2 separate regions of the Homo sapiens genome follow, and region 2 is linked to region 1. Evidence: read pairs that join two places in POLR2A ChIA-PET (ENCODE). Cell type or tissue: Caco-2. All regions are shown on one strand. Each heading gives the region's core, and the rest is flanking DNA. Links, peaks and the distances in the headings are about the cores only.

Region 1 (16,117 bases), core at 5,091-13,090:
GAAAGCCACTAGTGCAGTGAAAAAAGCACTGAACTGGGAGTTAGAAGATCTGTGATACTAGTTTATCGCTCCTTGACCCTGGGCAAATCACTTCCTTTATGTGAGTTCCACAGCTTCCTCTGCTTTAAATGACAGCCAACTCAATTCTAATATTCTGAGATTCAATCTCAGAATATTGAGTTCAATCTCTGAAGAAGAAATTTCAGGATTACTAGAAAAGGAAGCAATTTATAACTCTCAAATTCTAAATACATAAAAACACATATTCTCTCAGATACATCTTCAGATTCCACATAAGCACACAAGAACTCAATTCACAGATATTCTCTGCCTCAGAGAAAGTGGGAGTTGGAAAGCTACATTCTCCATTGTACTATTAAAATAATGAGGGTAGAAAATGTCTCACTTATTTCTATTTCCAACAGCACAGGTCATGTCACACAACAGGAAGTCAATAAATGTTTGCTGCATGGCTCAGTGTTCATCAACCTTTAAGCACGAGACCAAAAGATTGCAAAGATGCTTCATGCTGTGACCTCTAGCCTCCGGGAAGGACTCATGTCTAGCTTTCCTGATTCAGCAAATAGAGATGTTAAGTATGCCATGAACCCCCACCTATCTTGCAGGGCTCAAATGATCAAATAAGCCAAAAAAGGAAACTAGTAAAATGTCATACAATTGAGTGGGAGGTCTTACCTGGACCACTTGCCATAGGAAATCCCGCCTCCATCCTAACTGAATTTCCAGCTCCCATGGGTCCATTCATTCTCACATCTTGGCTTCGGTTCTGAGCCAAAGCCAGGTTAATAGCACCTTCCCCTGAAAATGAGTCAAGTGATAAAAAGGAAATCATTAGAATAAAATGCAAATTTTGTTTATAGACAGCTATATAAGTGCTTTAGTTTTCTGTGCTTTTGAAGAATTATGGTTAGTTTACCACCAGAAAAATGGTGGGTTCAATGTAGATGGGTCTTTCTTCAACCCATCTAAGCAGGTTTCATGAAGCACAAGGAGATATAACCAATTCTTACTTGTAATAGGGAAGCAGGGTGACCATGAATGATGCTTAGTATCAACAGAGATCCTGGAACTCTGAATATTTATTTTCAACCATCTTACCAATTGTGTGTGTGTGTGGGGTGTGTGTGTGTGTAATGGAAGAAAATGTTCTCAAAAACTCTCAAAATCCTAGACTTCCTTTTGGTAATTTATGATCAGAAGGTAGACACTAAATATAAGTAGGTTTAAAGAAGAAAGAACCTATACTGGTGTGGGGACACTAACACTTGTGAACAAAATACCAATTCCATTCAATAACTGCAATATAAACATATTTCCAGCAGGAAAAAAATCATGCAATGAAGAGGAGATAGGTTGCTACAAATCTACTTTCTGAGACACCTAATGACAGGACCAATACTTTTATAGGTTTTTGTTTTCTGAGATGGGGTCTCACTTTGTCACCCAGGCTGCAGTGCAGTGGCACAGTCATATAGCTCACCACTACCTTAAATTCCTGGGCCCAAGGGGTCCTGCTGCCTCAGCCTCCTGAGTTGCTGGGACCACAGGCGCACATCACTATGTCCGGCTACGTATAGGATTTTTTTTTTTTTTGAGATGGAGTCTTGCTCTGTCACTCAGGCTAGAGTGCAGTGGTGTGATCTTGGCTCACTGCAACCTTCATCTCCTGGGTTCAAGGGATTCTCCTACCTCAGCCTTCCGAGTAGCTGGGATTACAGGCGCCCACCACCACGCCCAGCTAATTTTTGCATTTTTAGTAGAGACGGGGTTTCACCACGTTGGCCAGGCTGGTCTCGAACTCCTGACCTCACGTGATCCACCCACCTCGGCCTCCCAAAGTGCTAGGATTACAGGCGTGAGCCACGGTGCCCAGCCTGCATAGGATTTTTAATTTTACCTTATTTGAGCTTCACAGTACCCTCATAGGTAATGTTACTAGAAGTGTTCCAATTAAGTAGACTCTAAACTTAGAGGCAACTTAAATCTTACTTGGTCCAATGATAAAAACGTCTCTGAAACAAGCAACAGAATGTTTCTTGCACTTAATCCAAAATTTTGACTATTGTTATTGTAAGAGAGCACCACCTTGTGGAGAGTTAAAATATAGCTAGTCTGTGGCTGCTGAGCTGAAAGGCTGCACTCACCCAAGTCCTTCTAAACTGTAGGGTTCTGATTCACAGGGTCTGATGGTAAAACAGAAAGTTAATGAGGTATGGCAGTTTCCTCTGTTCTGTCACTGATCTAGGTCAGCCTTCCTTTTTTTTTTTTTTGAGATGGAGTCTCGCTCTGTCGCCAGGCTGAAGCGCAGTGGTGCAATCTCGGCTCACTGCCATCTCCACCTCCCAGGTTCAAGCGATTCTCCTGCCTCAGCCTCCCGAGTAGCTGGGATTACAGGCACGTGCCAATACAAGCAGCTAATTTTTGTATTTTTAGTAGAGACGGGGTTTCACCATGTTTACCAGGATGGTCTCGATCTTTTGACCTTGTGATCCGCCCAAAGTGCTGGGATTACAGGCGTGAGCCACCATGCCTGGCTAGGTCAGCTTTCTATGTCTATTTTAACCAGGGAGGTTCACTGGTCACAGGGAACAAACAGCCTACCAAAAAGGAAGCAATCACTGGGAGCTACCAGATGCTATAGCTTGCCTCTAGAAGTCAGGCGTAAAAAGAGAAACAGAATACAGGTCATGAGGGTTTCCATTAAAGGAAGGGAACTATTAATATACAAAATTTGTTAAGACATTCTAAGTAGAAAGAATATTGTTCTGGAAAAGGACATCAGTTCGTATCATTCCTTAAAAACAGTTCCATTGCTTCCCACTAGTTTAGAAATAAAGGCCAAACTTCTTTTTTTTTTTTTGAATCGGAGTGTCTCACTGTTGCCTGGGCTGCAGTGCAATGGCGCGATCTCGGATCACTGTAACGTCTGCCTCCGGGTTCAAGCGATTCTCCTACCTCAGCCTCCCGAGTAGCTGGGATTACAGGTGCTTGCCACCACGCCCGGCTAATTTTTGTATTTTTAGTAGAAACGGGGTTTCACCATGTTGGCCAGACTGGTCTCGAATTCCTGACCTCAGACAATCCGCCTGTCTTGGCCTCCCAAAGTGCTGGGATTACAGGCATGAGCCACCGTGCCAGGCCAGGCCAAACTTCTTAGCCTATACAAGGCCTTAAATTATCTACCTAGCCAAGTGTTGTTCAACAGAAATATAATATGAGCCACATATGCAATTTAAAATTTTCTAGAAGCCACAGTAAGAAACAGATGAAATTATCATTTATTTTACTTAATACATTCAATGTATTATTTCAACATGTAATTAATGTAAAAATTATTATTATTTTTTGAAACAGGGTCTCACTCTGTTGCTCAGGCTGGAGTGCAGTGGTGAGATCACAGTTCACTGCAGCATTGACCTAACTGGGCTTAAGTGATCCTTCCCACATCAGCTTCCCAAGTAGGTGGGACTACAGGAGTATGCCAACATGCCTGGCTAATTTTTTTATTTTAAATTTTAAATTTTTTGTAGAGACAGGGTATCACTATATTGCTCAGGCTGGTCTCAAACTCCTGTGCTCAAGCAATCCTCCTGGCCTCAGCCTTCCAAAGTGCTGGGATTACAGGTGTGAGCCACTCAGCCCAGCCAATGTAAGAATTATTGAGATATTTTACATTCCTTTGGGGAATACCAAATCTTCAAAATGTAATATGTATTTTATACTTACAGCGCACGTCAGTTTTAACTAGCCACATTTTCAGTGCCTAAAAGCAACATACAGTCTGTGGCTACCAATATTGGACTGCCCATATTTAGCCCTGTCTACCTCTTTAAACTCATCTCATGCTATTTTTCTCCTTCAATAGCAAGGATTCAGCCCCAGTGTTTCCTTTTAGTTTCTTAGGCACACAAGGCTGCTTCTCACCCCAAGGCCTTTGCTCATGCGGTTTCCTCTGCCTAGAACAGTTCTCTGCACTCTTCGCATAGCTAGCTTCTCAATTTTCATGTAATCTTAAGTGTCACATGCCCAAAAAGGCCTCTACCAACCATCTTATCCAAGGTTAGGTAACTTTTATCAGAACATCTTGTTATTTCTGCAGAGCACATTCCATGTAATCATTCACTCACTCGTTTTCTTGCTTGCCTCCCCCATCACTATACAGGGTTAATTACAAGTCTGTCCTTGTTCCTTCACATCTGTTGTTCCAGCATAATTAATAGCATTCTCTTTCACTTTCAGAAATGTCCTAATTTAGGCTAGGCATGGTGACTCACATTTGTTAATCCCAGCACTTTGGGAGGCCAAGGTGGGAGGATTGCTTCAGACCAGGAGTTCAAGACTAGCGACATGGTGAGACCCCGTCTCTATAAAAAATTAGTCAGGTCCGTGGTGGCACGCACCTGTGGTCCTAGCTACTCAGGAGGCTGAGATGGGAGGATTGCTTAAGCCCAGGAGGCCGGGGCTACAGTGAGTTGTGTTTGTACCACTGCCCTCCAACCTAGGCAACACAGTGAGACTTTGTCTCAAAAAAAAAAAAAAAGTGTCCTAATTTAGATGATAAATTATATGACTATCTATAATACATCATTTATACATAAAATAGTGCCTGGTACGTGGCAGATGCTCATTAGCTATTTATTAAATATAATGGTCATCTTATAACCTTATAAAGAATTATAAGCATTTTTCTATATGACAAATTACTTCCTGGAAAACCTCACATTTATCAAATCTCATACTGACAATAACAGGGTTAGGGCAAACTGAAAACCTGTGAGACTTTGTAACCAGAGCTCTAATAAAAACAATAACTGGTGGAGGCAAAATGCCAGAAAAAAATGCAGCAGAAATGCCTGGTTAAAGGTGCTGAGATAATGCACATGTAGTGGAGTTCTGAGCCAGCGGGGCTGCCATTATGGTGGGCACAGGAAGAAATGCAACCTGTCATGAACTGAGAGCCACACAAGGCTGGGGGATGCACGTCAGGAAGGCATACGAATATACACTCTCATTCTTAATTTTAATAGAGCTGAAAAGACTCCCACACATGCAACAGCTGAGTGAAAAGCTTTTTCTTGTTGATAATTATAATTCTATTTCTACTATTCCAGCTCCTCTTACCTAAGAAAAAAAATCACATATTAATAAACAGAATTTCCACACTATACTGCTATCATTCCCCTATTTACCAACTGCATATATGCTAATTTGTGTCAAAGAGAACACTACCGGCTCCCAAACTTGCCAATTAGGGGTCCACAAACTACGTCCTGTGGGCCAAATGCAGCCCACTGCATGTTTATTTAAATAAAGTGTTACTGAAATCCTGCCATGTTTACTTGTTTACATATCGCCTATGGCTGTTTTTGCCCTACAAGATGGAACTGAGTACTTGTTGAGTTGAGATCTTATGGCCTGCAAAGCCAAAAATATTTATTCTTGGCCCTTTACAGAAAAAGTTAGCAGACTACTCTTTAGATCACCATGAATTTACAGAGGGGGCACAAAATGTCCTCAAAAAAGATGTTTCCCCAATTCCCTGGCCAAAACTTAAAAAAGGAAGGGTACAGGAAGTATTTGTCAATGGAGAACGGACTGTTGGGAGAACCTGTCCCTCAAGCCTTGCAGCAGACACGATAGTGGCAACATTGCTTCATTCCTTCTTTTTTGTTGTTGTTGTTTTGAGACAAAATTTTGCTCTTGTCGCCCAGGCTGGAGTGCAGTGGCGTGATCTCGGCTCACCGCAACCTCCACCCAGGAAAATTTTGCTCGACACCCAGGCTGGAGTGCAGTGGCATGATCTCGGCTCACCGCAACCTCCACCTCCTGGGTTCAAGCAATTCTCCTGCCTTAGCCTCCCGAGTAGCTGGGACTATAGGCACGCCCCACCATGCTCGGCTAATTTTTATATTTTTAGTAGAGACGGGGTTTCACCATGTTGGCCAGGCTGGTCTCAAACTCCTCCCCTCAAGTGATCCACCCACCTTGGCCTCCCAAAGTGTTGGGATTACAGGTGTGACCCACCGTGGCTGGCCAACATTCTTCTTACAACTTACAAAATCAACAGCCCAGTTCCACAAAAGCAATAGCTGCTGCCATCACTTTCACTCCTGCTGAATTCCCAGGAGCATGGGAACAGAGATCATCTGGGACACACATGTAGCCTAAAAGTTAAAGAACTCTTTCTGTATTGTGATAATCATTGTCATATGTGAATTTCATAATTTCTTAAAATATGTTATCTATTTGCTTCCTTGCTAGTACTCATGTTTAAATTTATGGCTATAATGTTAAGGGAGAACCAGCATTATATTGTTTTAGGAAGTAGGTCTGCTTAAGAAATAAAACTGGTACTTCTTTCTCCAGTGAAAAACACTATCAATTAAGGTTTTGAAGCCTTTAAATAGGTAACAGAGACCAAAAAACATGTGGGGTTTTAAAGAAACCACTTATGTATTCCTTAAAGTATAAACAGCCCACATATTGTTATTTTATCCAATAGTTGTTCGACTTCCACTTTTCCTAATAGTTCATCCTACAGATTGCTGTGAATTAATTGTACTTTTCTGGATCCTTTTAGATAGTTCCACATTTTTCAAATTAAAGTGGTATTGCTTAAGCCACTATTCTCTCATTTATCAAATGGTGAAAATTATCCCATTTCTCAATCTACATATAACCCTTTCTAAATAATTTGTTTGTTGGTATTGCCCCTTTGAGGGCACAGCAACCTACAATGCTAGACTGCATAAAATGTGTCTCACTCCTATAAACAAAATGACCTCGACTGCTCAGGTTTCATGGAGCAATTAGGTTCTACGTAAGCACAGGGCCAGGAGGACCTGGACTAAAGTGGAAGGGAAAGCTGGAATTGCTGGTTGTCACCTGGCTGTATCAACACAGGAGGGGAAGAGAGGGTTCTAGTTCACTGAGCTTCCAAAGAGCTCCCCCACACATGGTAGGTACTTACATCTCTCACAGGTTTGTCTTCCTTACTAAAGTCATAAGCTCTTCCGAGTTTATAACAATAAGGACAATATTTATCATTGTATTCCAAATGCTAAAGCTTATAGTCTATGGGGATAAAACAATAATCAAATAATTGCTCTATGAAAGTGTGAGATAAATGATCTGAGGGAGAGAAACAAACTTTTGTGAGAGCACATAGCAAAGGACTCTGACTTGCCAAAGGAGTTCAGAAAATACATCCTCAAGATTTAAGCTGATACTTGAAGGCTGAGCAGGCATGAACTAGGGGAAGGGGGTTGGTAGGGAATAGTATTTCATTTAGAGAAGACATCAATGCAAAGGACCTGTGGCAGGAGGAAGAGAAAGCTGAGAAGCTGGAACACAGGGGGCAAGGGAGGAAAGTTACACAAGATAAGGCTGGATGAGGAAGGTAGAGGTGAGACCATGCAAAGCCTGAGGTCATGGTAAGGAGTTTGGTCTTCATTCTTTGAATAATACCAAGAGATAGCAGGATTTTAATCTAGGGGTGTAGGGTTATAGGGGTGTAGGTGTGTGTGTGTGTGTGTGTGTGTCTGTGCGTGCGTGCACGTGCTCATCAAATTCTCATTTTGAAAAAGATCATTCTGGTAAAAATACTGAAAATGAACACTGCGGGCCGGCGTGATGGCCTGTAATCCCAGCACTTTGGGAGGCCGAGAGGGTGGATCACCTGAGGTCAGAAGTTTGAGACCAGCCTGGCCAAGACGGTGAAACCCCATCTCTACTAAAAATACAAAAATTAGCTGGGCATGGTAGTACATGCCTGTAATACCAGCTACTCAGGAGGCTGAGGCAGGAGAATCACTTGAACCTGGGAGGTGGAGGTTGCAGTGAGCTGAGATCATGCCACTACACTCCATCCTGGGACTCTGTCTCAAAAAAAAAAAAAAAAAAAAGAAAAAAAAAAGAAAAGAAAATGAATGCTGCTACAAAAGGAAAGGACTGTTGAAGGCTTCATAATCTGTTAGACGAATAAAGAAAATACTAAAGTTTATTTGGTGGAAGGAAGGAAGCAAATTAAATTATATGTTAAGCTGGGTACAGTGGTATAGGTGTAGTCCCAGCTACTCAGGAGGCTGAGATGGGAGGATCATCTGAGGCCAAGAGTTTGAGTCCAGCCTGGGCAACACAGAAAGACACTGTCTCTAAAAATAACAACAATAACAAAGAAAACCACACAACTAAATAAATAAATAAGACAAATCAATTCCTGGTCAGGATGCCAATAAAATCAAAGTCTGAAAGACTGATGGTCAAAATTAGCCAAAGGAATGGAGTCCAAGGCTACAGATGCTAAAGACCATCAGGACCCAGCAATAACCTCAGTCAGTCCCTCTTCATCCTAAGGTGCTGCAAAGCAAAGTACAAGTTACATGAGTTGCTTGGCATTCTGAAACACAAGAGCAGAGGAACAGACAAAGCAGCACAGAAAATCATGCTATATTCTACTGTTGTAATGATTCTGGTCTAGATGGGCACATGGCAAAGTAAAAGACCTTCAATCTGAACGGAGAGAATCCCTAAATCCCGAAGCTGCTGGTTGTTGCTCTGAGCAAGGATCCGTAGCCGCTCCGCTGCTTCCCGGGGGATGTTGAATGTCACACGCACGCTGTTCCAGGGCTCCACCTTCTGTACTTTTAGCTTGCTGGACTCTTGATTGTGAAAGAAAAAGAATTATATTAATAATCTTTTAGCCACCAGAGGAGATGGAATTAAAAAACAAACCAAAAGAGCAAAAGAATAAGGTGGAGCACCAGCTTGGAATAGCTAACAGAGCATATGCTTTGGAGCTACAGACTCAAATCTAATCCTAGCTTTGCCACTTAGCACCTGGGTGACCATGAACGAGCTATTTAACCTTTCTGAAACTTATCTTTTTCTTTTCTAAAACTATGAAAAAACTACTTCATATGATTTTTGGGTACAAATTAGATAATATATGCAAAAAATCTAGCATAGTACCTGGCACACCACAGGCAATGAACGGAAAGCCGTAAGATGGAGAAAGGACCATAAGAAAGAAGAGAGAGGTTAAGTTTAAATTAATAGAATAGGCTCATGCCTATAATCCCAGCACTTCGGGAGGCCGAGGCAGGTGGATCACGAGGTCAGGAGTTCAAGAATAGCCCAGCCAACATAATGAAACCCCGTCTCTACTAAAAATATAAAAATTTGCTGGGCATGGTGGCATGCACCTGTAGTCCCAGCTACTCGGGAGGCTGAGGCAGGAGAATTGCTTGAACCCGGGAGGCAGAGGTTGTGGTGAGCCAAGACTGCGCCACTGCACTCCAGCCTGGGCAACAAAGTGAGACTCCGTCTCAAAAAAAAAAAAAAAAAAAAAAGGTAAAGGACAGTTCTCCAGAAAAGATACACAAATGGCCAATAAGCACATGAAAAAATGCTTGACATAACTAATCATTAGAGAAATGCAAATCATAATGATAAGATACCACCTCACCACCATTACCATGGCTACTATCAAAACCACAGAAAATAAACAATGGTGAAGATACGGAGAAATAGAACCTGCGGGGCACGGTGGCTCACACCTATAATCCCAATAATCCCAGCACTTTGGGAGGCTGAGGCTGGTGGATCACTTGAGGACAGGAGTTCGAGATCAGCCTGGCCAACATGGCAAAACCCCGTCTCTACTAAAAATACAAAAATTAGCCAGGCATGGTGGTGCACACCTGTAGTCCCAGCTACTCAGGAGGCTGAGGCCAGAGAATCGCTTGAACCCAGGAGGCGGAGGTTGCTGTGAGCCCAGAATGCACTACTGCACTCCAGCCTGGGTGACAGAACAAGACTCCGTCTCAAAAAAAAAAAAGAAACTGGAACCCTTGCGCACTGTCAGTGGGAATGTAAAAGGATACAAGCTGCTGCGGAAAACGACAGTTTCTCAAAAAAAATTAAAAATAGAATTACCACATGATGCAGCAATTCTACCTCGGAGTACACACTCAAATGAACTGAAAGCAGAGTCTCAAAGAGATATTTGTACACCATATTCATAGCAGCATTACCCACAATAGCTAAGATATGGAAGCAACCCAATGTCTACTGACAGATGAATGAATCAGTAAAATATGGTATATACATACAATGGAATATTATTATATTATTATTTGAGACGGAATCTTGCTCTGTCACCAGGCTGGAGTGCAATGGCATGATCTTGGCTCACTGCAACCTCCGCCTCCCAGGTTCGAGCAATTCTCCTGCCTCAGCATCCTGAGCTGGGACTACAGGTGCATGCCACCACGCCCAGCTAATTTTTGTATTTTTAGTAGACACAGGGTTTCACCATGTTGGCCAGGATGGTCTTGATCTCCTGACCTCATGATCGCCCGCCTCGGCCTCCCGAAGTGCTGGGATTACAGGCGTGAGCCACTGCGCCCAGCCACAATGGAATATTATTAAGCCTTAAAAAGGAAGGATATCCTGCCACATGAATGGGCTTTGAGCATCTTACGCTAAGCGAAATAAGCCAGTCACAAAAAGGCAAAATTCCACTTATATCAAGGAAGTAGAGTAGTCCAAAATCATAGAAACAGATAGTAGAATGGTGGTTTCCAGGGACTAGCAGCAAGGAGGAAATGGTGAGTTGTTATTCAATGGTTAGAGACGTTCAATTTTTTTTTTTTTTTGAGACGGAGTCTCAATCTGTCGCCAGGCTGGAGTGCAGTGGCGCAATCTTGGCTCGCTGCAACCTCTGCCTCCCGGCTTCAAGCAATTCTCCTGCCTCAGCCTCCCGAGTAGCTGGGACTATAGACACCTGCCACCATGCCCGGCTAATTTTTGTATTTTTAGTAGAGACGGGGTTTCACCATGTTGGCCAGGATGGTCTTGATCTCTTGACCTTGTGATCCACCTGCCTCGGCCTCCCAAAGTGCTGGGATTGCAGGCATGAGCCACCACACCCAGCCAGAGATGTTTAATTTTACAAGATGAAAAGAGTTACATCCTGGCTAACACGGTGAAACCCCATCTCTACTAAAAAATACAAAAAATTAGCCTGGTGTGGTGGCGGGCGCCTGTAGTCCCAGCTACTTGGGAGGCTGAAGCAGGAGAATGGCGTGAACCCGGGAGACGGAGCTTGCAGAGAGCCGAGATCGCACCACTGCACTCCAGCCTGGGTGACAGAGCAAGACTCCGTTTCAAAAAAAAAAAAAAAAAAAAAAAAAAGACAAGACAAGACTTAGGGCGACACATGGTGGTGATTGTTGCACAACATTATGAGTACATTTAATTTCCACTAAACTGTATACTTAATAATGGTTAACATGGTAAATTTTATGTTACATGTATTATACAATAAAAAATACTTTTTAAAAAAGTTAAGTAATTGAGGAGGTATTATTAATTGTAGTTACATTTTACAGATTGGAAAGCAAATCCCAGGCACAGTTAGCTGATAAAAAAGTTATTTGGCTGCGTGCAGTGGCGCATGTCCGTAATCCCAGCACTTTGGGAGGCCGAGGCGGGCAGATCACTTGAGCTCAGGAGTTTGAGATCACCCTGGGCAACATAGTGAGACCTCATCTCTACAAAAAATAAACAGAAAATTAGCTGGGTGCAGTGGCGTGCGCCTGTAGTCCCAGCTACTTGGGAAGCTGAGGTGGGAGAATTGCTTGAGCCTGGGAGATCAAGGCTGCAGTGAGCTGAGATCATGCCACTGCATTCCAGCCTGGGTGATGGGGTGAGACACTGCCTCAAAAAATAAATAAAAAATAAAAAAAGTTATTCAACAACCTCAGGCAAAACAATTTTCTCTTTTGTTATTAACTCAGCTAAACTTAAACTTCTGTATCCTTCATTCAGTTATACATTCTAATATTAAGATAATGGTCATTCAACACCTGTGAAAAGAAGGAAAAAAGAGATAATGGTCATAGAGGAATATGCTTTCTCAAAATGAGAAATATCTAAGGATAGAGGAAAGTGCCTACATGTTGCCTAAAGCCCCTTCCAGCTCTTAAACCATTGTACATTGAATGTTAACTTTTCCAGACATGGAGTTCACTTGTTCTAATGTGGAAAAAAAAACAGGGAAAACTTGCTAAAAGGAATGAGATAACACAATCATAGGAATTTAGAAAAGATTAGACAATATTTAGTCCAAGACCATTTTACAGGAGAGGAAACCAAGGCCCAGAAAGGCTAAGTGATTTGCTCAGAAGCCTGTGGCTAACCAGTAGCATCAGAGATGACATTAAAACCCAGCTCTGATTCTCAGGGCAATTTCCTTTCCATTACATGTAGGCCTCCAAACAGCAAAAGGCAGGAAGTTTGGGGATCCTGGTTCCACCAATCATAGACACTGCAGGACTTCTTCCCACTCTGAAGTATGTTGGAATCTTGTACATATTCTACACAAACATCAAATTTGCTTATGGTATTAACACTTGTAATATGCTTGCAGAAAAATCCATATTCATAACAGTTATATCTTATCAAAATCTTTTTAAACTTCCATATTTGAGAGATTTGACTTAAAATATTTTTTGGACCAAGAATATAATCTGATAGCACCATAAATCTAGAGTTGGTTATTTTTTATTTATTTTTATTTTTTTGAGACAGAGTCTCGCTCTGTCACTCAGGCTGGAGTGCAGTGGCATGATCTCGGCTCACTGCAACCTCTACCTCCCAGGTTCAAGCAATGCCTCAGCCACCCGAGTAGCTGGGATTACAGGCACCTGCCAGCACGCCTGACTAATTTTTGTATTTTTAGTAGACAAGGTTTCACCATGTTGGCCGGGCTTGTCTCAAACTCCTGGCCTCAAGTGATCCGCCCACCTCGACCTCCCAAAGTGCTGGGATTACAGGCATGAGCCACTGCGCCCACCTTTATTTATTATTTATTTTTTTTAGACAGGGTCTCACTCTGTCACACAGGCTGGAGTGCAGGGGCACTATTAGAGCTCACTGCAGCTTTGACCTCCCTGGGCTCAAGTGATCCTCCCACCTCAGCCTCTCGAGTAGCTGGGACTACAGGTGCATGCCAACATACCCAACTAATTTTTGTATTTTCTGTAGAGATGAGGTCTCTCTATATTGTCCAGGTTGGTCTTGAACTCCTGGGTTCAAGTGATCCACCCAACTCAATCTCCCAAAGTGCTGGGATTACAGGCATGAACTACTGTGCCTGGCCTAGGTTTGGTAATTTATTTGAAAGCCATAAATAAATTGAATTAGCAATATGTAAACAACAGAAAAATGTGGTAATTAATGAAGAGCAATGAACAATTTCAGGCCCAGCAAGACCTTTATAATATATAACTATGATTATGGTTACAATGATGTTGATAACTACATGAAAAATTCTTAATTGTATGCTAAATAACGCATAACTATGGAGAACCTTGTACAACACAGTGAAAAGCAGTTGAAAAAACAACAGCTTCCGTCCAGATAACAAATCTCAAAAGATAAAACCCCCAAGCCTTAAAAGAAAGCTAATTAGCTCTTGATCAATTTAGGATTTGTGATAAAAGGAATAAATCTAGGCTTTTCACTATGTCCGAAGGGATTAGATAATTGTGCTAACTAGAATAGAGAACATCTAAATCAAGGTTCAAAACCACAAATGCCCGTAAGATATGGACAGGTAATCTAAATGTGTGAAGAAGCCAGATGGGAACTGTGGTGAAGTGGGGCTGCTCTCAGAAGCAGCTGCTACTTCGTACCATCTGGGAGAGAGGGAGAACTCAATGTTATCAGATCTTCCTATTTTTAAAGACAAATGTAAAAATCCGGATTTTCATGCAATATAACTCAATTTTTAAAGCACTGGCAATGAAACTCAAACACTGAAAACAAACTAAATCTCAAACACTAACGTGGGCCAAATAACAAATGCCTGCAGACTGGATCCAGCAAGCTGTTAGCTAGTGACTTCTGACATAAAAGTTAAAGGAATAAATTTAAAGTATATTATAAGCAGATTCATGGAATAATAAGTTTTCTAAGCTTTAAGGGTCCTTAAAGATTCAGTTTAACCTTTTCAATTTACAGGTAAGGAAAATGAAAACCAGAGAGTTAAAAACAAATAAATTTGGGTCTTGAGAATTACTTTTATCCACTAGAGAAGATTATTCAACAATTACCATAATAAGCAACACTTTATGTTCAGTTCTTCTATGTACTTAAAAAGAAAGAAAACATGTATATTTTTAAAATCCTAAAATTCCACCTCTGTGCTTAAATTCAGCCTTTTGACCCAATTTAACAAGCTTGTTTTGTAAAACTCAAGATAACCATGGAAGGGCAAACATTTCAAAAACAGTAACAGGAAGAAAAAATAATTAAAGCAAATTACCCATGTGTAACAAATTGGGCACGTTTTTCAATATTGCATCTAATTTCCATTTGAAGTCTTTATCATCTATATTTCCTTTGAAGGCCACAAAAATTGTGGAATCCTCCAAAATACTATCACTTTTTGTGTCATCATCTTCTAGTCCAGAGTCAAAATCCATCTCTGAGTCTTCCATTGTTGATGAACACAAGGAAGTATAGATGTCTTCTAAGTTTGGAAGGTCATCCAAAACCATGGTGAATATTATTCCAGAAGCATATGCCAAGAGGACAATAAGAAAACTTCTGAAAAGAGAAGATGCAAAAGAGCATTACAATGCATAGTTATGCATTCAACAATGTATAATTCATAGTTCTATGAAAATTATAATTTATTTAATAAGAAAATACTATAAAAATTAAGAAATTACAGAGAAGATAAGCTATTTTAATTATGACATTCTAAAACAATTAGTTCTTACAGTTACCAAAAATAAAAATACACTAGTCTTAAATTTAACATTCTTTTTATTATGTTATATGCTACTTTTTTATAAGCTAGAATGTCAGGAGAAGGGAAGAAAGGATCACAAGAAAATAAAACAAGTACATACTTTTTGAGAATTATAGGCCTTTGGTTGACCCCACAGAGCAAGGGGCTCCCCAAGACTCCCCCTACTTCTGTCTTGACAAAAGCTTAAAAGGAGCCAAGGTTTCTAAAGCCTTCTTCTTTCTCCAAACTACAAAGCACAACCAGACCTGACTAATAGCAACTGGATGATTACCTAAAATTCTGAAGTCTTTCATGAACCATTTTAAACAACTATTAAAGGGTTATTAACAGTGGAATGGCTGAAAATAATGATTCTGAAATAAACACTTAAAAATTCTTATATGAAAGGGCTGGGCGCAGTGGCTCACACCTGTAATCCCAGCACTTTGGGAGGTCAAGGTGGGCAGATCACTTGAGGTCAGGAGTTTGAGACCAGCCTGGCCAACATAATGAAACCCTGCCACTACTAAAACACAAAAATAAGCTGGACATGGTGGTGTATGCCTGTAATCCCAGCTACTAGGGAGGCTGAGGCAGGAGAATTGCTTGAATCCAGGAGGGTGGAGGTTGAAGGGAGCCGAGGTTGCGTCACTGCACTCCAGCCTGGGCAACAGAGCAAGACTCCGTCTCAAAAAAAAAAGGGGGTTGATATGGACAGGTAATCTTTATGGAGGTAAAGAACTGTGTTCCGGACAGAATTAAATTGCTTCCTAAATTTTAGATATAAAGAAGTTACATTTTCTGCTATCTTCAGGTATGCTGCTTACCAAAGAGTACATGTATTAAAGATCACACAGTGTGGCCATTTCCTCTGTTAGTTTGGGGATTGAAGATCACATACTTAACCCAAAAGTAAATGAATGAACATTAATTTTCAGCATTTGCGGTAAGCAAAAATGGCATGGAAACCTAAGAACCTCCCACAAATGTTCTAATAAAATAATTCCTTATAATTTTAACTATAATACAACATTGATTGATTGATTGATTGAGACAGAGTCTCACTTTTTTGCCCAGGCTGCACTGCGGTGGCACAATTCGGCTCACTGCAACCTCCACCTCCCAGGTTCAAGCAATTCTCCTGCCTCAGCCTCCCGAGTAGCTGGGACTACAGGCAAGCACCATCATGCCTGGCTAATCTTTTGTAGTTTTAGTAGAGATGGGGTTTTGCCATGTTGCCCAGGCTGGTCTTGAACTTCTGAGCTCAAGCAAGCCATTCACCTTGGCCTCCCA
Region 2 (16,117 bases), core at 5,112-13,111, 160 kb before region 1:
CAGCAATGAGACTGGATAAAGAAAATGTGGCATATATACACCATGGAATACTATGCAGCCATAAAAAAGGAGTTCACGTCCTTTGCAGGGACATGGATGAAGCTGGAAACCATCATCCTTAGCAAACTAACACAGGAACCGAAAACCAAACATCGCATGTTCTTACTCATAAGTGGGAGTTGAACAATGGGAACACATGGACACAGGGAGGTGAACATCACACACTGGGGCCTGTCATGGGGTGGGGGACAAGGTGTGGGAGAGCGTTAGGACAAATACCTAATGCATGTGGGGCTTAAAACCTAGATGATGGGTTGATACGTGCAGCACACCATGGCACATTACATAGGTTTGTTATACCTATGTAACAAACCTGCGCATTCAGCACATGTATTCCAGAACTTAAAGTAAAATTTAAAAAAAAATTATTTCATGTACCATCAGCAAAAACAAATAAATAAATAAATAACCAAGTCTCGGGCAGTTCTTTTTCTTTCCTTTTCTTTTTTTTTTTTTTCTTTTTTTGAGACAGAGTGTCACTTCATCACCCAGGCTGGAATGCGGTGGTGCGATCTAGGCTCCTGCAACCTCTGCCTCTCGGGTTCAAGCAATGTTCCTGCCTCTGCCTCCCGAGTAGCTGGAATTACAGGAACACTCCCCCATGTCTGGCTAATTTTTGTAGTTTTAGTAGAGACAAGGTTTCGTCATGTTGGCCAGGCTGGTCTCAAACTCCTGACCTCAAGTGGTCCACTTGCCTCAGCCTCCCAAAGTACTGAGATTACAGGTGTAAGCTACCACGCCTGGCTCAGGCAGTTCATAGCAGCGTAAGAATGGACTAATACACCAGGCTACTTCATATATTTATAAAAAATATACAAATATAGTAGGAAATGGAGTTTTAATTTCTGCATAAATGGGATCCTGAAGTTCATCTCAAACTCCTTCCGCTCCTGTCCCCCACATACAGACGGTTACCAAGCACAGCCAATTCTACCTCCTAGAATTCCCCTGCATCTAGTCTCTCATCTCTCCATCTCCTCTGACACTGGTTTGGGCCCCCAGTTTACCCCTCTGACTTGATCTAGTACAATGTTCTAAGCTTTCCCAACTTCAGCTCTTCCTACTCCCATCTACCCGACAAGCTGCTGCCAAAGCAATCTTCCTGGAGCACTCACCTGCTCAGCATCCTTCAATTGCTTTATGTCTGCAGTCTGGCATAGTATCTAGCACACTATAGGTACTTAGTAAATATTGGTAGAGGAGCTGCTTGACTTAATGAGTCAGTTGTACTGTCCACTAGTGTCAGGAGGAAATTTCCTTTAGTTTTAAACAAAAGTTGTTTTATATAAAGTGGTGCATAGAGATTGGCTTAAGAAACCATTTTTATCTTCTTTTATTTACTTATTCATTTTTTGCAGGTTGGACAAGCTCAGAAACCATTTTTAAATTTCTGGTCCATCCATGTGTATGAATATACTATATTATTTATTTGATACATAGTTGTATAAAAAGTCTGGCTATATATATTCTTAGTGCTTAGACTTTCTAAAGAATAAGCCATAAATAGGAAATAAAAAAGAAAATACAAGCAGCACATTGTTATGTGGAAAAATGCTTCAACTCAGCAAGAATACAGAAAGAAAATCAAAGCAAAATAACTTCACTGTATGGTGACACATCTACTGAACTGGCAATCATAAATCAAACTTGAAAAGTCAGTGCTGGCAGATGAGGAGGTAAGTGGTCCACTTCTCTTTAGATACTGATGGTGGCACTGCAAACTGGCTCAGGCTTTCTGGTGAACAATCTGGTATAATTGCCTAATAAGAACAATACGACTTTTCACCTTGGGTCCAGTGATTTAGCTAAAGCAACATACTTGAAGAAAATAATTTCAAGCTGGGCACAGTGGCTCACACCTGTAATCCCAGCACTTTGGGAGGCCAAGGCAGAAGGATCGCTTGAACCTAGGAGTTTGAGAGCAGCCTGAGCAACATGGCAAAGCCCTGTCTCTACAAAAAAATACAAAAATTAGCTGGGTGTGGTGGTGCATGCCTGCAGTCCCAGTTACTTGGGAGGGTGAGGTGAAAGGATTGCTTGTGCCCGGGAGGTTGAGGGTGCAGTGAACCGTGACTGCGGCACTGCACATCCCATCCTGGGCAACAGAGTGAGACACTGTCTCAAAAATAAGAAAAAGAAAAAGAAAACAAATAAAAACAAATTTCTGGCTGGGTGAAGTGGCTCATTCCTATAAACCTAGCACTTTGGGAGACCAAAGTGGGTGGGTGGATGGATTGCGTGAACCCAAGAATTCGAGACCAGTCTGGGCAACATGGCGAAACCCCATCTCTACAAAAAATTAGCCGGGTGTGGTGGCACACACCTGTAGTCCCAGTTACTCAGGAGACTAAGGTGAGACGATCGATTGAGCCTGGGAGATGGAGGCTGCAGTGAGCTGAGATTGTGCCACTGCACTCCAGCCTGGGTGACAGAGCAAGGACCTGCTCTCAAAAAAAAAAAAAAAAAATTTCTACGTTATTTATATTAGTGACAATATAAATGACATATCTCAAACATAAATAAAGACATATCTCAAATTCCCCAAATAAGAAAAAGATCAAGCAAACCATGAATCATTGTCTGCATCAACACAATATTATAAAATCACTTAAAATAACATGCATATGGCCTATTTCAATAAATGGAATACACACTCAGCTTTAGCAGTGCTTGTGATTAAGAAAGGCTCTGAAATCAGACATTTCTGGCACTGCCACCTGTACACTTTCAAGAAACATTTATCTTGTAAGAATGGATTTGGACCATGTGGGGCCTGCATGCAGTTACTTCCTCTTGAAGAAACATGTATGTACTATTCTCATTTGAGTAGAACAAGATGATTAGAGAGCACGCTCTGGCATCAGATGGCCATGGTTCATATCTTAGCAATGTCATTCGCTGGTCCTGTGACCTTAAGTGACTTAACCTCCCAACATTCTAGTTTCAATTCATTTGTCTAATATGGCTAACACTAGACTAATATTTGGCTAATAATATGACCTACTCCATAAAGTTCTTATGAGGTTAAAATGAGACGATGCCTACAGAGTGCTTAGCATGGTGCCTGACATGTAATCCATTCTCAGTAAATGTCAGCAATTTGCATTCTTCAATTAATGTTTATTGATCAGCCACTATGTTCCAAGCATTGTTTCAGATGCACATACTCCATTTAAGTCCTATAAGAATCTTACAAGGTGAGTGTTATTATAAAGAAAAGTTAAAGAAATGAGCTCAGAGGGGATCACTAGTTGAGAAAAGAAAACTGCAAGATAGTTGCGTTTGCAAATATGTAAAATAAAATGCACTTATACATTCCCAAGGATATGCATATAGTAGTGCCCCCCTTATCTGAGGTTTCACTTTTCATGGTTTCAGTTACCTGTTGTCAACTGTGGTCCTTAAATGGAAAATTCCAGAAACAAACAATTCATAAGTTTTAAATTGTACACCATTCTGAGTAGTGTGATGAAATCTCACGCCGTCCTGCTCTGTCCCACTCGAGACATGAATCACCCCTTTGTCTAGTGTATCCCTGCCTGTTAGTCACTTAGTAGTTGTCTCAGTTATTCGACAGAAAAAACATAGTATACGTAGGGTTCAGTACCAAATGCAGTTTCAGGCCTCCATTAGGGGCTTTAGAACATATCCCCTGCAGACATGGGGAGGTCTACTGTAGTTGGGACTTAATGATAATTAAGTCCACTTTGTTTAAAGTTAGTCAAGTTTCTATGTGTTTATATTTTCAACTGGGAGCAAGCTTCCCACTGCCTTTACTAACCCGTGCCCTTCCTTTCCCCCAGCAGGGACCAGGCCATGTATTAAATGTCACTTGGGTGCTGGCTTCTGACCAGCAAGTGCTTACCTGGAGGAGATAGAGGAGTCCTGGGACAAACAAGGTGAGTGGGTACAGAGACTGGTATGTCGCTAAGGCAAGAAAAATAGCACTGAGGAAAGCACTGCCTGTAAAAAGAAAGAAATGTATGGAATAATCCAGCCTCATCAATCATGATTAGACTCAGCAAGTCCCTCTCAACACAAAACTTTCCATAACTGCTCAAATAATCACCTGCCAAGTGCCTCCTGGTACACAAGGTGCTATGCAAATTCACACAGTAAGAGCTTCTTGGCTTGATTTCCAATGAAAGGAAACCAAGAAAGTCAAAACCATCTACCTTTGGCAACCTGAGACACTACAGGCATAATTCTTATAAAATTTTGAGACCCAGAACGATTTTACAAAATTTCAACCCGAAGATGTATAAAGGGATCAAGTCTATTAACATCCATGTCCTATCTAATGTACCAATTTATTAAGCCTACAATTATTGCTTATGATATCCAGAGCTGGAAACCCATCCCTTTGACTGTTGCAACATTATCACTCTTTACAACAGCCCTTCCTTACCTGCTGCATCAATTTAGGTCACGTTTTTTCTTTTCAAATGAAAGTATATTAATTTTGTTAGTAATGTCCTCACTTCCTATATAAAATGGACTACTATGGAATCATTAAACATGAGGCTATTAAGAATTTGCAATGACTTAGAAAGGTGTTTATAATATCCTATTAAATGAAGTTTATAAAAGAGACATATATTATCATTTATTTTATAAAAAAAAAATGCACAAACATTTTTTAAAAGACGAAAAGCCAGCAGGCAAAGTAACTCACGCCTATAATCCCAGCACTTCGAGAGGCCGAGTCAGGCAGATCAAGATCAGGAGTTCGAGACCAGCCTAGCCAACATGGTGAAACCTCGTCTCTACTAAAAATACAAACATTAGCCAGGCGTAGTGGTGGTGACCTGTAATCCCAGCTACTCAGGAGGCTGAGGCAGAAGAATTGCTTGAAACTGGGAGGCAGAGGTTGCAGTGAGCTGAGATTGTACCACAGCACTCCAGCCTGGGTGTCCAGGCAAAAGTTTGCAGTAGGGGGCGGAGCCCTCATGGAGAACCTCTGCTAGGGCAATGCGGAAGCGAAATGTGGGGTCGGAGCCCCCACACAGAGTCCCTACTGGGGCACCACCCAGTGGAGCTGAGAAGAGGGTCACTGTCCTCCAGATTCCAGAATGGTAGATCCACCGACAGCTTGCACCGTGGGCCTGGAAAAGCCACAGACACTCAACACCAGCCTGTGAAAGCAGCTGAGAGGGAGGCTATACCCTGCAAAGCCACAAGGGTGGAGCTGCCCAAGACCATGGGAACCCCCCTCTTACATCAGCATGACCCAGATGTGAGACATGGAGTCAAAGAAGATCATTTTGGAACTTTAAGATTTGTCTGCCCTGCTGGATTTCCAACTTGCATGAGGCCTGTAGCCCCTTTGGTTTGGCCAATTTCTCCTATTTGTAACGGATGTATTTACCCAATGCCTATACCCCCATTGTATCTAGGAAGTAACTAATTTGCTTTTGATTTTACAGGCTCACAGGCGGAAGGCACTTGCCTTGTCTCAGATGAGACTTTGGGCTGTGCACTTTTGGGTTAATGCTGAAATGAGTTAAGACTTTGGGGGACTGTTGGAAGGGCATGATTGGTTTTGAAATGTGAGGACATGAGATTTGGAGGGGCTGAGGCAGAATGATATGGTTTGGCTGTGTCCTCACCCAAATCTCAACTTGAATTGTATCTCCCAGAATTCCCATGTAATGTGGGAGGGACCCAGGGGAAGGTAATTGAATCATGGGAGTTGCTGGTCTTTCCCATGCTATTCTCGTAATAGTGAATGAGTCTCACAAGATCTAATGGTTTATCAGGGGTTTCCGCTTTTGCTTTTTCCTCATTCTCTCTTGCCACCACCATGTAAGAAATGCCTTTTGCCCTCCACCATGATTGTGAGACCTTCCCCAGCCATGTGGAACTATAAGTTCAATTAAACCTCTTTCTTTCGTAAATTGCCCAGTCTCGGACTACCAAAAAAAATAAAATAAATAAATAGAAGACTAAAACCTAAGGCCACAAAGTTTATAGTGGTTATCTCTGGGTAGTGGAATTATGAACAATTTTTCATTTTTGCTTCACTGCATTTTTTAAACTTTCTAAAATGAACATGCTTTGTTTTTGTCATTAGAAAAAAGCTAATTTCTTTGAAAAAATAGCTATTCCCTTTCAGATGGCTTAAGACAACAGGATACTCTAAAACTAAGGATAGAGAGCCCTAGTTTACAACAGGAGTTTCCAAGTGGCCCAGAAATCAGTAGGATGCAACTGATGGTCCAAGATATAAAGCCCAACAGGTGTCTTGTAATGATGTTTTTTAAAATGACAATACCCATGCTCACTCTCATTAGTGTGGGGTCAACTATTTACTGAAAATAACAGGCGGGGCATGGTGGTTCACAAATGTAATCCCAGCACTTTGAAAGGCAAAGGTGGGAGGACTGTTTGAACCCAGGAGTTACAGACTAGCTTGGGCAACATAGTAAAACCCCATCTCTACAAAAATAAAAATAAAAAAATAAGCTGGGTGTGGTGTTACACACCTGTGGTCCCAGCTACTTAGGAGGCTGAGGTGGGAGGATCACTTAAGCCCTAGAGGTTGAGGCTGCAGTGAGCTAAGACTGAACCACTGCACTCCAGCCTGGGTGACAGAGTAAGACCCTGTTTCAAATAAAAAAATAAAAATAACACATCCTCTCAATGGTGTTTCATAAAAGGAGGAACTAGTCACTCCAGTCCAAGGAGTTTTACCCCTCTGCTAATCCAGCTCTAGAGACAAACAGGAAGAGATTATTGATGAGATCTTTCACCACCAAAGTGGTCTGTATACTTGAAACATCTAAAAACTACCTTGGAGGACAGACGGTTATAAATGTGACAATGTCACAGACGAGAGAGTGGAGAGAAAAGAACTTTGTGTGCTTTATTCTTCAAACCAAGGAAACTCACCAGCTAGAACAACCCTAGTTGACAGAAAGTAGAAGGGAGGCAGAGAAAGAGAGAAGCTAGAAGTAATAGGACAGAATTCTATGGGAAGGGGGGCTGTCTCGCCATATTGACAGTGCCAGTCATGATGTCCTGTATCCAGGGTACTCATAAATATGACTGTGTAGGAACAGGATCACGCCCAGCTAAGCTGTGACACCAGCAGTGGCAAGCACACATCTGCTGAGCCACAGACTCTAAACTCAGAACCAGGTCACTCTGGGATAGGGCAGTGGCAGTAGTAGGAAAGGTGCTGTTCTGGAGCCCAACAGCTAGGGTGGGCTAGGGATTGATTCTTTGATTGGGTCAAAAATCTGAATGATTTTTTGGTGGGAAACTGGCCAAGAGAGGGAAAACACTGAAAATAACTTTTTAACTTAACCTGGTTCTCTACGGATTGAAAGCAGGCGAGAGAAGAGGCCCATGTGTCTGTTACTAGAGGATGGAGGCTAATGCTCCAACTCCATCCATTCCTATAGCATGGTGAAAACAAACACATGACTTTCTCCTGTCTCTCCCAGAGGAGACACAAGGAGTGAAATCAACACAGCCATCTCTTGCCCTAATTGCCTGAGGTTAATAATTGCTTGTCTGAAACTGACTGTTTATGAGGCCCAAGAGAGAAAAAGAGGCTCACAGCCTAGCCAAATGGACTTGTGAGTTTTAGAATACTTGCTCCTAGGATCAGGAAGAAGCAGTCTTCCTTCCATAGACTGAAGTAGTCTTTGGGAAGGAAAAATCTGTTCCTCCTGCTATTCTTTGTCAGTAACTGGCATCAACATCTAGCCAGATACCCTGGCAACCCTTCACCCTTCAGCTCCCATGTTCTTCCTTCCACCAGTCACCAAGCCCTGTGGATCCACCCCTGGAGCATTTATCCTTTCAGTTCTTGCTCTTGTCATCTCTCTCCAGCAGCTTTTCCCCCTCCTCCTTAGCGGTCTCCCAACCACCTCCCATCCAAGTCCATCTACAGAAGCACCAAAGGAACCTTCTAAAACAGTTTAGATTGTGGCTAGCCAGTCTTTAAAGACTTCTGATGGTTCCATTTCATCTATCAGGTTAAGTCTAAACTCCAACAGCAAACAAGACCCTTCACCACTGGGTCTCATTTCTCCAGTTTCACCTCTCACCACTCTTCCACACACGCCCTGTCCTCCAGCTACACTGGACTATTCCCAATTTCTGAAAACATCATGCTGTTTCATTCTTCTGTGTCTGTTCTTAGGCTATTCCTTCTGCCCAAGCCATCCTTCTCTGCCCGCTTTCTAGTAGAAAGCATTCGTTTGATAGCCAGGTGAAAGGTCACTTTGTCTATGAGCCCAAGCAAAGGTGGTAACAACCGTTGATTATAGTTGACATTTATGGATCACTTGCTAGGTGCCAGGCACTGTACTGTATCCTCTGCATCAAGAACAGTTCCTGACTTGGACAGGCGCGGTGGCTCATGCCTGTAATCCCAGCACTTTGGGAGGCTGAGGCGGGCGGATCACGAGGTCGGGAGATCGAGACCATCCTGACTAACACGGTGAAACCCTGTTTCTACTAAAAATACAAAAAATTAGCCGGGCATGGTGGTGGGAGCCTATAGTCCCAGCTACTCGGGAGGCTGAGGCAGGAGAATGGCGTGAACCCGGGAGGCAGAGCTTGCAGTGAGCCGAGATCGCGCCACTGCACGCGACACAGCAAGACTCCACCTAAAAAAAAACAAAAAAAAAACAAAAAAAAAAAAACAAAAAAAACAGTTCCTGACTCAAAAAGGTCCTCAGGAAACATCACAACAGCCCTGTGAAAGCTCTATTTCTGCTTCTTAGAACAGCTTTACTGAGATAAAAACCACACATTCTACCCATTTTACAGGTCAAGAAATCAAGACAGAAACAGAAAGCTTCAGTAATGTGACCAAAACCACATAGCTGACTCCGGTACCCACTCTTAATCCCTGTGTTAATAAGCCTAATACTGATGCTATCTTATAATAATCTGCATATGTTTCTCTCTCTCCCCATTTCTCTGTGAGTTTCTCAAGGGCAACACATTTATCTTAACTTTGGCTCTCCAGCACCTAGTACAGTTCCTGGCACATGTGATAAATGAACAAATGAAGAAATGAATGAATGAATATCATTCAGCAATACATATGAAATCCTTTTTAAAAATATGAGAATATTAAAGGAAACCAATGTTCTTGAGGAAGAAAAACTTATGAAGTGTAATACACAGAGTCATGAACACAGGCAAAGCACAAAATAAATCTAACTCAAATAAAGCAGAGCCTGAAGAATAGTGGTTGAGGGTTTGTTGTGGCAGAGGGCTGGCACAGAGAATGCTCTCTGTGGAGTAAACTATTGCATGGCTGAGGCCTGCAGTCTGGGGGCAGAAACACAGTGCTGCAACAGTCAGTAGGTTGGTGTGTGGGAAGTCTGAGTGTGGGATGCTGGGACAGGTGTGGACAGGGCGGACGCACAGCCGGAGCAAAAGTGAGGGTGAGTATGGAGGCAGGCAGGAGACTCAGAAAGGGCTATGTGTTTTGAAAAAAGCTTGAAGGGGTAAAAAGGAGTTAGGAAGGCAGAGGAGGAATGATATGTGCTTGGGGCAGAGTCAGAGAAGATCAAGGAAAGTGAGAAGTGACTTCAAATATTTTAAACAAACTGTGCAATAAGCAAACATTTCTGGAGTTTGCTCTATACGAAGAGTGTGATGGGTGCCAGGAAACCTGGTGACTCAGATAGTCTCTGTCCTCAGGGAGCTCCCAGTAAACAATTACAAAATACAGGAGGAAAGTACAAAGGAAGCAGACCTAGCCCATCAGGGGAAGCTGACACCTGAGTTTTGAACAATGAGTAGGTGAGGCTGGGCAGTCCAAGGCTGTGCACAGGTTGGAGGGCAAGAGAGAATGGTGTGCTGGGGTGGGGCTGTGTGTACTGTAATTAGCTCAATATAGCCAAAACAGGGCAAGAGCTGGGAGGAGTGACAGGAAAGAGAACACAAAAGGGGCTCCCGTGGATGCTGGTACCACTCTTCCTTAATCTGGGTGCTGGTTACTCAACGTTTCGTGAAAATTCACGTATCTGTACACTAATGAGTTATACATTTTTCCGTATATATGTCATACTTCAATAAAAAGTTACAATCCGGCTGGGCGTGGTGGCTCACCCCTGTAATCTCAGCACTTTGGGAGGCCGAGGAGGGTGGATCACAAGGTCAGGAGTTCGAGACCAGCCTGGCCAATATGGTGAAGCCCCATCTCTACTAAAAATACAAAAATTAGCCGGATGTGGTGGCGGGCGCATGTAGTCCCAGCTATTCGGGAGGCTGAGGCAGGAGAATCTCTTGAACCTGAGAGGTGGAGGTTGCAGTGAGCCGAGATCACGCCACTGCACTCCAGCCTGGGAGACACAGCAAGAGTCCGTCTCAAAAAAAACAAAAACAAAAAAAAAGTTACAATCCAAAAAGTCTCAGCAAGCAGGTAGGAGTCAGATCACGGAGGGCTAAGCTTGCACAGTCATCCAAAAACATCTACCTACAGGCCCAGACAGGATACCTGAAATCATGTCTGAAATGGCAGCCTCATGTGGGCAAGAGCTAGGGCATCACGCTGGCCTAACCAGAAGGAACTGTGCCAAGAGGACTAAGAGTTTTACCCCAAAATGATATAACCTACCATTTGCTAGGGCAGCCCAGATGCACAGGCACTAGGCTTTCTATATAAGCCTTGATATTTAGCCTTATCCTAGGGATATTAGAGTAAATCAGTCAAATGTGTATGTACATTGGCTGTAGTATCAGGAAATTTCATTATCTACTCAATCTAGCTTTGAATATGTTATGTTTTCTAACTCTCTATTTGTGTCAGGGTGGGGGCCAAAAGCCTCAGCAAGACCGGGGGTAATACTTTGCCTCCAGGGACTGCACCTCACAGCGATCTGGGCCTGGGTGGGTGGCACAGCTACAGGAGTGAGCAGGAATGTAATGAGGTGGGGCCATGGGGACTGGTTCAGGACAGGGACTTCAAGTGGAGTAATCAGAGAATAAAGAGATTGGGTCACAGGTGATGATCTATACCAAGACAGGCAGAAACGCACTGGAATGTAGTCAAAAGGGCTCAGGTCCCACAGGACTATCAGAAAAGGAAGTTGCACCAGGGTGTGGGGCAACAAGTGAGACTGCCCAGGAGGAGGAGGAGATCCTGGGGGCAGGGCCAATGTATTACATTCCTTGCCAAGTGTGTTCTTTTAACGGGGCAGCCTCTCTCAGAGCAATCCGTACATATCAGTGATAACGATGATAATTTATTGAGCACTTACTCTGTTCCAGCCATGACTGTAAGCACTTTACTTGCCTTAAGCCATTTAGTCTTCTCAATAATTCCATGAAGTGGGTACAATTACTGTCCCCATTTTACAGATAATGAAACTGAAAGACAGAGAAGTTATTTGTCTGGGGTCACGAAACTAGTGAATGAGAGCAATAGGATTTAAACCAAATGGTTTTACTTCAGACCCCATGTTCTGACTGCATCACTGGGCCACCCTCTTGATCTCAATCAAGCACCATAAAAATAACAATAGGCAGAGCAACTAGTTATTGAGTGGATTCTGCTAAGGAAGCACGCTAAGCATTTTATATTTCTTATTTATTCCTCCACTATCTCTAGGAGGTAGATATTCTGGGATCAAACTGAGGCTCTTGAGGCTGCATGATTTGCTCAAGGCTACAGAGCTGGTAATTAGAATAAGCAGGCTTTGAAGTTGGGTTGACCTGACAAAAACTGAGTCCTTGAGTCCTCTATGACTCCTTCCATTGGCAGGGCTTTGGCCTACAGGAACCTCAACTCGAAGTGATGGGATCACCAGGCCTCAGGATCATCACTCTTCCATTGTTCCTCTAAGGCTAGGCTCCAGGAAGAGAACCTCATTGAAACCTCCCAGGTCTCCCTATAAGGCCTATAAGGATGCTAACAATCATGAGGTCTCTTTTATTTTTTAATTTTTTTTACATGGTCTCACTCTGTTGCCTAGATTGGAGCTCAGTGACGCGGTCATAGTTCACTACACTCAAACTCCTGGGCTCGAGTGATCTGAGGGATCTTTTAAAAGGGAGGATACTATTAAAAATAGCAACCAATACCATCTGAGCAGTTATTACACGCCTCCATACCATTCATTCTTTATATTCACTCTATAAGGCAGACACTCTTTCATCCCCATGCTGCAGATAAGGAAACTGAGGCTTAGAATTGTTAAGTGACTTGCCCAAGGTGATAGAGCCAGGAGACAGTGGAGCTGGGATTAGCCACCAGATCTGTCTAACATGAGAGCAGCCTGGGCTCTTAATCATGCTTGAATACCTTCTGATAGCACTGATCCTTCTTTCTCCTTGGCAAGCAAGTCCTGTCACATGGCCTTTTTTGGTGGCATAAGGAAAGCTGGAAGAACCCTTAGGTGGCAAACTTCAAGAATATCTCGCTGTTGACAAACACCAATGGTGAAAAAGCAGGACCATCTATTAGCATCTGTTTGTCTGTTTTCCTTTTTAAAGCCTAATGAAGACTACTTCCCAAGGAAGGAGTTTTTAATTAGCTCACTGAAAGGCAGAGTACACTTTGCCCAAGCAACAGCCTTCAAAGCGAAACTTAAGCTGCTCCACTAAACTAATATCAACCTGCCCAAAGACCTGTGTTCCCCAGCCAACACTACAATAAGGACATCACAATACAATGGCCCGAGGCTTGTCCTGGCCTGCATCTCTCAGAGTGTCCCAGGCAACCCTGGGCTGCCACAAAGGAAGCCAGGGGAAAGCAAGCAGCAAGAGTCAAGGGGACAAAGCAAACAAGGTCACTCCCTTCTGTGGTGTATCTGCTCCATGGAAGTCTGGGGAGCATTGCTAAGTTTACTTCCACTGCCCCTATCGTCTTATCAATCAAGTTAATTTAATTTCGTTTTTAATTATGTACTCACTGAAGAAACTTTGGAAAAAAAACATATGAGGCCGGGCGTGGTGGCTCACGCATGTAATCCCAGCACTTTGGGAGGCCAAGGCGGGTGGATCACCTGAGGTCAGGAGTACAAGACCAGCCTGACCAACATGGAGAAACCCCGTCTCTACTAAAAATGCAAAATTCGGATGTGGTGGCGCATGCCTGTAATCCCAGCTATTCGGGAAACTGAGGCAGGAGAATCACCTGAACCCGGGAGGCAGAGGTTGTGGTGAGCCGAGATTGTGCCATTGCACTCCAGCCTGGGGAACAAGAGCAAAACTCCATCTCAAAAAAAAAAAAAACAAAAAAAAAAAAACTACATATCTATACGAAAAGGAAATAAAACTCACCCATGAACTTAATCTACAGGAACAAGTATTATCCTTTTGGGATCTATTTTCTAACTATTTTTGTTGCTTTAACATAGTTGAGATTCATTAAAATGCTGGGCACAGTGGCTCACACCTGTAAGCCCAGCACTTTGGAAGGCTGAGGCAGGTGGATTGCTTGAGGCTTAGAGTTCAAGACTAGCCTGGACAACAGAGCAAGATATGGTCTTTACAAAAAACCTTTAAAATTCCGAGATTGCACCACTGCACTCCAGCCTGGACAACAGAACAAGACTCTGTCTCAAAAAAAAAAAAAAAGAAAGAAAGAAGGAAAAAAAGAAAGAAAAAAACCCAACTAGGCATGGTGGTGCATGCCTGTCGTCTCAGCTACATGGGAGGATGGGGTGGGAGGATCACTTGAGCCTAGGAGTGTGAAGTTACAGTGAGCTATGACTGTGCCACTGCACTTCAGCCTGAGTGGCCTGGGTGACAGAGTAAGACCCTGTCTCCAAAAAACAAAATTAGATTAAAAAAAATACATATATATAATATATATATATATATACACACATACACAATTTTACATTGTTTAAAAAAACATTTATTTTCATGTAGTTTAAAATTATATTTAAATATCATGTGCATAATATTCTACTACATGGGTAAACCATATTTTACTTAACCACTCCTCTCTAAAGTATTTTCTAATTTTTCCAGTGATTATAAATAATTCTGCGATTAATAACTTTGTACCATAAAGCTTTCTGTCTTTATTTCTGCATTACTTTAGGATAGGTTCTCAAAAGTAGAATAAAAATCAAAACTACAAACATTTTATCCCCAGGTGGATAGTGTTAGAAAAATAAATGAATAAAATTTTTTAAAACTCCAAACTTTTTTTTTTTTTTTTGAGACGGAGCTCCGCTTTTGTTGCCCAGGCTGGAGTGCAATGGCGTGATCTCGGCTCACTGCAACCTCCACCTCCCGGGTTCAAGCGATTCTCCTGCCTCAGCCTCCCGAGTAGTTGGGATTACAGGTGCCCACCACCACGCCCTGCTAATTTTTGTATTTTTAGTAGAGACAGGGTCTCACCATGTTGGCCAGGCTAGTCATGAACTCCTGACCTCGGGTGATCCACCTGCCTCGGCATCCCAAAGTGCTGGGAATTACAGGCGTGAGCCACCGCGCCTGGCCAAAAAAACTCCAAACATTTTAAGACTGCCCATGGTTGTACAAATTTATCAGCCAACTTCCATGTGGGAGAATATCTATTTGATAGAACATTTGCCAGAACTGAGAATTAGCTTCTAAAATCTTTACCAATTTCAGAGGCAAAAAACAAAAAAAGCTTTCAAAAGTTTTTAAATTTCAATTTGCCTTTTCTTTATTAATTATCCATGAGTTGAATATTTTTCCATAATTTTCAGTGATTTATATTCCTTTTCTTGTGAATTTTCTCAAATATTTTCTTTTTTAGGATAAAAAGTAAATTATTCCTTAATTTTATTAAATAATTTTATTAATATTATGTGGTAAAATGTGAACTGTAGAAATATAACTTGCAGAAGTTATAACTGAACTAACTATATTATATATACTGTTAGCAGAGATTACTAAAATACTCAAAGAGCTGGAGTGGTTCAGAGACCTAGCTAAAATAGAACTCTTCAAATATTTTAACAGATTAGAAATGTTGTTTGTGAGGGTCTCTATTTATAGTAGCAAATAATGGAAAACAAATGTCCAACAAAAGAGAAGCGCTGGGATCTCATAACAAATACGCAAGAGGAACTGAAGTGGACATGCAGCAGAGTGATGAAAGACTTCCTTTCCAATTTATAGGTTTGAATTTCTTTTATTCTTACCAAATGCTTAAACTACTTGCAAAATTAAATTTAAATTTAAAGGAAATGACAAATATGTGACCAATGTCAGACATGATTCATATGAAATAAGTGATAAAAGTAAAACAAAATTATGTATATAACATTACGAAAATGTCTATGAATTCATTAAACAAAAGTCTGGAGTGATATAAAATTTTTTTTGCTCTGTGGAACAAAAAAAAAACCATGGCTGTGAAAGAGATACATATAACTTACTTACATGTTTTTCTTCCCCAAACAAAAACCTTTTCGTTGACTTACAGGTCATAAAATATTTTTTTTTAATGGCATACTTTTACATTTTTACGAGCGACTCCTAGGAAAACAAATAAACATGCACCTTCTGAGGGCATGTCTTCAGTTTCTCTATCTTTGCACTCGGCTATTTTAAAGATGACATTTCCAAAGGCCAGTACTTGGTCCCTTCTGCCAGGCTGCTGCGTATATTGTTTATTTTAATGGACACCAGACACCTTGATAAATGACAACCTATCTGAACCTGACACTCTGGAAACAGGGATTAAGGCAGGGAGAGTTCACAGACAGCAGAGTATTTACTGTTAAGAGTTATTTCTGACAAAATGACCACCACGATCTTCAGAACAAGACAATTCAGGCTATGCAATATCTAGCCATTTTAAGTAATCCAATAATAAATTAAACTAATAGGCCTACAGAAAGACCACTCATAAGCATTCCAAGAGAAACAATCTCTTATAAAGACCTAAGGCATCCTCGGGTGCCACCCCAGAAAAGGTAGGCAAACTGTAAGTAAAAGGTTCTATGTACAACTTTTTACTCTTTACTTCCTGAGTACACAAACTATTTAACAATAGTGTACAAATATAAGGACTCTTACACGCTTCTTATGGGAGTATAAATGTGGCAATACATTCCAGAAATCTGACTGGGTGTGGTGGTTCATGCCTGTAATATCA

Evidence for each region. Peaks named below come from ENCODE experiments on the same cell type or tissue, not always from the same donor. Only the 100,000 strongest peaks of a DNase experiment are listed, where the experiment ranks them.
Region 2: POLR2A ChIA-PET joins it to region 1 with 13 read pairs; 3 of 35 experiments call an interaction of 5 or more read pairs at or near these places.

The regions. Positions count from the first base shown.
Region 1 is chr20:34,767,768-34,783,884 of GRCh38, forward strand. NCOA6 (nuclear receptor coactivator 6) reads right to left here. Exons shown (of 15, transcript NM_014071.5): 3 at 14,354-14,637; 4 at 8,526-8,681; 5 at 697-819. The coding sequence starts at 14,588. Among named protein-coding and RNA genes, the nearest start is that of NCOA6, 50 kb to the right of the region's middle. In Caco-2, for the core only: no CTCF peak of the experiment used is centred there; no DNase peak of the experiment used is centred there.
Region 2 is chr20:34,612,117-34,628,233 of GRCh38, forward strand. PIGU (phosphatidylinositol glycan anchor biosynthesis class U) reads right to left here. Exons shown (of 12, transcript NM_080476.5): 7 at 3,926-4,023. Among named protein-coding and RNA genes, the nearest start is that of PIGU, 57 kb to the right of the region's middle. In Caco-2, for the core only: no CTCF peak of the experiment used is centred there; DNase peaks (open chromatin) are centred at 9,428 and 9,795.